Regions from separate parts of the Homo sapiens genome. Here region 2 is linked to region 1. The links are chromatin contacts, found by Hi-C in ENCODE. All regions are on one chromosome and are shown on one strand. The core of a region is the stretch at or near the end of the contact, and the rest is flanking DNA. Distances in the headings are between cores, read along the strand shown. Region 1 has its middle 80 kb from the start of PRKG1. Region 2 holds the start of PRKG1 (protein kinase cGMP-dependent 1).

What was found. Hi-C counts contacts between places; a loop is a spot of excess contacts on that map. Pooled maps may share reads with other maps.
Region 2: a loop to region 1 is called in a map of esophagus muscularis mucosa, with 4 times the contacts of the local background. The contact joins the promoter of PRKG1 here to the enhancer-like site in region 1. A Hi-C loop is called at or near these places in 2 of 168 maps with a recorded cell type or tissue (aorta and esophagus muscularis mucosa) and 4 of 50 pooled maps.

Annotation. Positions count from the first base shown.
Region 1 is chr10:50,992,796-50,995,988 of GRCh38, forward strand. It overlaps a transcript of PRKG1 not described here. Among named protein-coding and RNA genes, the nearest start is that of PRKG1, 80 kb to the right of the region's middle. Within about 2 kb of position 1,701, at least 5 of the 41 ENCODE cell types and tissues checked have a DNase peak (open chromatin) inside an H3K27ac peak, as active enhancers do.
Region 2 is chr10:51,073,053-51,076,245 of GRCh38, forward strand. It overlaps PRKG1 (protein kinase cGMP-dependent 1), which reads left to right and starts at 1,435. Exons shown (of 18, transcript NM_006258.4): 1 at 1,435-1,849. The coding sequence starts at 1,539.

The DNA.
Region 1 (3,193 bases), core at 451-2,950:
AAAGCCATTACTGGCTTTTAGTCCCTGGAAGTGCAGGGCCGAAAATGCATTTCTCAGGATATTGAATATTCCATTAGGAGTGCCTTCATGCCCGCCTACCTCTCTTAATCTTTCCCTCTTCTTAGATCATTTGCTGTCTGAGTTTGGGGCCCTCAGGGGACTCCTAAACTAGTCCCCCTCTCTCCGTTTAGCTCTCTCACTTTTGAGGCAAGCTCTTCTGAAGAGCATGTCCTTTCCACTGTCCCCATCCAGGTCAGCTCCAGGGCGCTTAGTGTCTGCCACTGGCCCACTGCACCTCCTCCGTGTCTGCCTCTGGAGTCCCTCTTGTGTATTGATTATATGGGATGGGGAGCCAGGGAGGCTGAGCAGCGGTTCAGAGTTATTAGAAGAAGACCAGGAGCTGGGAGCCAGAGTGGGGAGAAAAACAGGAATCAGGCAGAAAGGACTCCTCTTAAGGAATTGTGGGACCTTCTGAACAGCCATCTCAGAAGACAGCTTTCAGATTTCCTGAGTGACATAGTGACATTCCACTTACGAATTAACACTGTGTACATGGCACCTTTGGGCCCATCTTGCCTTGAAAGTCCCTGTTGGATGGAACAGTGGCATTTTCCTTCCTTTTCTCAGGACTGCAAACAGACCTAATATTTGGCCTTGCCCTTGCCTGGGAAGCTGCTGCTGAGTCTTGTCTCAGCCGGGCTGTGCATTCCGAGCGGCTGCCCTGCCCTGCGCTCAGCAGCTGGAATCAATCTGCCCACCTCCTTAAGAAGCCACTTCATCAGCGGTCACCCGGCAGCTGCTCGCCTCCCAGGGCTGCCGGGCTAGGGCTTTATCGCATTTTTGAAATTTCAGATTTCTGTGTCTGGGCTATGCCCCTCGAACAGTAACAGCACCGCTTTGCAGCAGGGAGGAGATTTCACCAGGATATGGAGGGGACAGGAGAAAAGCCCTCCTTCCCAGAGTCCACTGTCATTCAGGATTTGCTCTCAAAGAGGCAAGAAATCTCTAAGAATGAAAGGAGGTGTTTTGTTGTTGTTGTTGTTGTTTGTATGTACTGGGAGGAAATGGCTAATCTTGGGTATGCACACATCATCCTTCTTCTGTCCTTCTCTCTTCCCCTCCCTTTCCCAACATTTTCATGTTAGGGGTAGGAACATTCATCATGAGTGGATCATGCGCAGTAGCCGTCAGTGCATATTTGTGTCTATAGCAAATAGCTGGAGTACTTTTCTACTTCCTCTCTGTGCTGATTTACACTGGGAGTGAGGGTAAACTTTTTCCCACTCAGCGTTTAGTTTCATACTTTCAAATAGAAGTGTGGAGTTTATTTTCAGCAAGCTGACTCATTAGAGTTTAAAAAGTTTTGACAGGTATAATATATGGGGAGAGTAAACATTAGAATTATGTACTCTTCTTGGCACTTAAAGAGACAGTACTAAATTGTCCTTGGCTAGATACCTTATTTTGGCCAAGAAAGGAAATAATTTATTAAAGGATTTCTGGGATACAATATTTAATATGAAACAAGATACTTTTAAAATAAAAATTGTTTAAAAATGTTCAGATAAGGATTTGACAAGTAGATATTCCATCACCTCACCTGTAATTTTTTTTTTTTTTTTTTTTTTTTTTGAGGCGGAGTCTCGCTCTGTCGCCCAGGCTGGAGTGGAGTGGTGCGATCTCCGGCTCACTGCAAGCTCCGCCTCCCGCGTTCACGCCATTCTCCTGCCTCAGCCTCCCGAGTACACCTCACCTGTTTTTTGTAAAAGGCTGTGCCGTTCTGAAGGGCATGCTGGGGCTGAAACAGAATGCGTTATTGCAAAGCTTGTGTTCAGTTATGATTTCTGTAGCATTTGAATGATAACTATTCATGCTACAGATTCATTTCAAACTTTATCAAAATACCCAGTTTTTATACCAACAAGAACAGAAATGTAGCCTGAAAGTGCAGTCGGCCCCTTCTATCCATGGGTTCCACATCTATGGATTCAACCAACTGAGGATCAAAACTATTCAGGAAAAAAAAAAAAAAGAATGATTGTGCCTGGACTAAACATGTATAGCCTTTTCTTCTAAACAATACAGTATAACAACTATTTACATATAATTTATATTGCATTAGGTGTTATAAGTAATCTAGAGATGAGTTAAAGTGTATGAAAGGATGTGTGTAGGTTTTATGCAAATACTACACCATTTTATATAAAGGACTTGAGTATCTGTGGATTTTGGTATCCTCGGAGGTCCTGGAACCAATCGCCCATGGATACTGAAGGATGACTCTGTAGGAATTTTATTTATTGAAAAGAGTGATGAAAAACTTTTGCCTATAAACACTGCTTCAATGAATGATTACAATCTTAAAAATTTACGTAATAGGTGACAAAAATATCTTAAGCATGTATCGTAGACGAAGGAAATGGAATTCATTAACGACTGTAATCTAGTCAGTCCAATTAGCCAGATTTCTATGTGTCCACAGAGGGTATAATGCACAATCTCCATTAAGAATGATCTAAGTATCTAAGGAATGCTTAGATGAAAATTATACTAGGAAAGGAAGATCTGAGCTCTCAGCATAAGTATCAAGTGTACAATACGATGATCATGTTTAAAAAGAACATATCCGACTTATTGCGGTACTCATTTTTAGATCCCTTAAGAAATGTCCAGTAGGGATCAAGTGATTATCTTTGAAAACTGCAAGCTGTTTTGGATGATGGTGATGATATTTTACATTTATATTTTAAATACTGTTTTTCTGCCAAAGAACTCCAAGTGTTTTACATAGATCTCTGTGAACTCTTGATTTTCTTAATGAATATACTCCACATCAAGAATTACCTATTATCCTTAATCCTTTCCCTTACTCTTTTTGCATACACCCAAACTCCTTATTTTGGCTGCCTAGTTAGCCAGTGTATGCTCAGGAACCGCACACAATTTTTTAATGAGTTTAAGGAAAGGCTAGAATCAATATTAATCTGTTACAGGAATAAAAATAGACGTATTCCAGACACATTTGAGTTATTCTTGTCATGAATCGCTTGATTCTTGATAATGTAAATTGATCATTTGGAACTGGAACTTCCTTTCACTGGGGCATGGATGCCTTGGGATGGATGCCCCAGAAAACTCATTACCTTTTGTCTCTCTGATCCAATTCACATTTGATTTGACCTTAGGACGAAAT
Region 2 (3,193 bases), core at 185-2,684, 80 kb after region 1:
ATAAAGATGCTATAAAATTGGATGAGTTCGTAATGTCTTAAGCAAATATTAGGGATTTAGGTACGTATTAGGCAGATATTTGGGGATTCTAAACATGTGTTCCCATGATGGGAGTGTAACACTTGGATAGAAAGGAAGTTACCTAATTGTGATCATTTTGGGGAATATTGAGTGGGCAGGGATGAGGGTGGGAGTGGGTAGAGGTGGGGGTGACTGCAGTATAGTGTACAATTCACTGCAGCCTGCGTGGTCTCCCTCGCTCCTTCACGATTTTCCCTCTTCTTCAAAGTTTGTGTCAGGATGTCTTCCTGGCCATTCAAGTGGAAAGATACATTCCTAACAGCTTGGTTGTGAGGAAAGTAATATTTTTAAAGGTATGATTCAGTTTCAAGATGAAATTTTTGGAGCTCGGGAATGATTTTTAACCCCCACCCTCTCCCCGCCAAATTCAGCAAATGGAAGAAGCAAGGCCCATCCGAGAACTATTCCCAGGCACCAGCTCAAGGCGGAGGGCTCATGGGGAAGCTGAGTGACCTGCTAGGGCCCAAATCCGTTTTTGGCCTTTGCCCTAAAACAGTTCCCCGATGAGAGTTTGGAAGGGGCAGAAAGGAAAGTAACTATCTGGAGCAGGCGAAGAGTAGCAACGCCTCGGGTGCTAAAATCGGAAACCCCACCCCCTACCCCACAACCCTTTCCCAAAGGTAGTAGGCTGAAAGGGGGAATTCCTCGCGGGCGCCGACTCGCTCGCATCTCCTGAGAGGCAAGTTTCTTCGCAAGCGTTAGCCACCTGTGTGAGGCGCTCTGGGTGGGAAAGGTGGCGTGGGAGAAGCGACAGCTCGGCCACACCGCTCGGGAGCTTTCCTTAGTGAGGCCGGCCGTCAAAATACCTCCAGAACTCAGAGCTTTGATGATGCAGAGTCCCCTATGCCTCGTACGTCGCTAGGATCGTAGCTCAACATTCTCCAGGCTGGTCTGCTCTGGAGTCAGCTGAGGCCTCCCGAGTTTGCCCGGGGTCCTCCCTGTCCCCTCCCTCCCACCTCCCCACCCCCGAAGTAGCGCTCCCGCCTCGCTCCACCCGCACACCCCCGGCGCGCCTCGGAGGCTTATCAGGCTCCCCGCACGCCCCGCAAGCTTCCTTGGGCGCCCGGCGCGAGGGACTCTGAGAGCCCAGCCGCTGCCTCGGAGCCCCCATTCACGTCCCCTCCTCCCGCTCCCCCGCCACCGCGCCTCCGACTCTTCTCCCCCGCGCCGCGGCGCCCACCGCGTCTCAGGTTTAATCCCGGGTTGGACCTGCTGGTTTGCTCTCCCCGCTCTGAGCCTCACAGCCAGCCCAGAGAAGTGGAATCTGCACTGAAACTCTGGGTGGCTGGAGCCGGCGGACTGGGCATGCTCAGAAGCCAGGGCTGGCTTTGGTCTCAAGTAGGAAGCTTTGGCACTCGGGAGGCAGCGGCGACTTTGGGGAAAGTTGATCGGAGAGGGGAGGAAGCCTCAAGACGCGGAGCAGCGGCAGGAAGGAGCCCCCGGCAGCCCGGAGGAGCATGGGCACCTTGCGGGATTTACAGTACGCGCTCCAGGAGAAGATCGAGGAGCTGAGGCAGCGGGATGCTCTCATCGACGAGCTGGAGCTGGAGTTGGATCAGAAGGACGAACTGATCCAGAAGCTGCAGAACGAGCTGGACAAGTACCGCTCGGTGATCCGACCAGCCACCCAGCAGGCGCAGAAGCAGAGCGCGAGCACCTTGCAGGGCGAGCCGCGCACCAAGCGGCAGGCGATCTCCGCCGAGCCCACCGCCTTCGACATCCAGGATCTCAGCCATGTGACCCTGCCCTTCTACCCCAAGAGCCCACAGTAAGCAGGGGTGACGCGCCGGGTCCATGTGGCGCCCTGGCGATGGGGAGCTGCGGGTCTCTGTATTGTCTGTCGGCCCCCGCCCCTCCCGCTTGCCATGTCTGTCCTCATCCTCAGAAATGTTTCATTTTAACGGGCACTTCTTGCGGGGCTGTGCACGTTTCTCAGAGCCAGACTCACTGCACATACGTTGCCTTCGTGTCTTTGTCAGATGTCAAGGTATTATTTTTAAATATACATATACATTCGTATAAGCCACCTAGTGTACGTAGAGTTTGAACACGTCCCAGGTGTGTGTCCGACCGTGTGTGTGAGTGTGAGAGAAGAAATAAAAAGCCCCCGTCTCCCAAAAGCCCTGGCAAACCAGCCCAGCTGGAAAATCCTAAATGCAGGCTCATCAGACTTGAAATGAAATGCGTCTGATCACCCATACTTTCTATGCTTTTGTGGCTCTCCCGGATTTCTCTACCTGCTGGCGCTTCACGCTGGTACCCTTCAAACCTGACGTTCTTGTCATCATCAAAGTGTGAAACATAAGCAAATAGGCATAGAAAAAGGAAGAATTTTTGATTTCCTGAATTGGATGACATTTACAATCCATAAATGGAAGACTAGTCTGTTGATTTTGAAGAAATATTTTTTCATAACATATGAGGGAGAAGATTGCTTATTTTACTTAAGAAACGTGCATAATGTTACTAATGGAGCATCTCCATCTCCCAAGAGGTGGTTGCTTGTTTCCAGGGTCAGATACAGATAAGCACACTTATCTTATTTAAAACGTGGACCCATTGTTTGCCTTACTCTTGGCTTCTAATGCAACCACTCTGGCATTGTTCTAGCCTTTTAGGGAACTGTGCAATTCTGATGTTAGTGGGCTTCATAACTTGGATGGGAAAAATTTAATGAAACTTGTTATACAACACTCAACTCAGAGTTCATATGGAGAGTAAAGCGACAGGAACATGAGGTTAACAGAATGTGGGAGAGCACCCAAAAGAACGGCATTTTAAATTAATAGATAATAACGTAATTGATAAAACCAAGGATATTGCTGCTTACTCTACTACTAACGAAATCACATTGGCTGGATGGCACGTGTTACGTAATAATGCAAGGTCCATCGAAACCCTTCACTTCATAAATACAACAAGTTAATATAAGGAGAAAGTAAATATTTGATTATCTCTATTTGTATTTATTGGATGTTTTTTGGGGAGAATCACAGCATGTACCAATTACTACTTTTGAAAACTTAGAGTTATACCTATACATGTTGATTCCCATGGAACATTTGCTGTTCATGCAGGCTTAGTTTAGGGAGGAGTTTGTATTCTGCGAGGG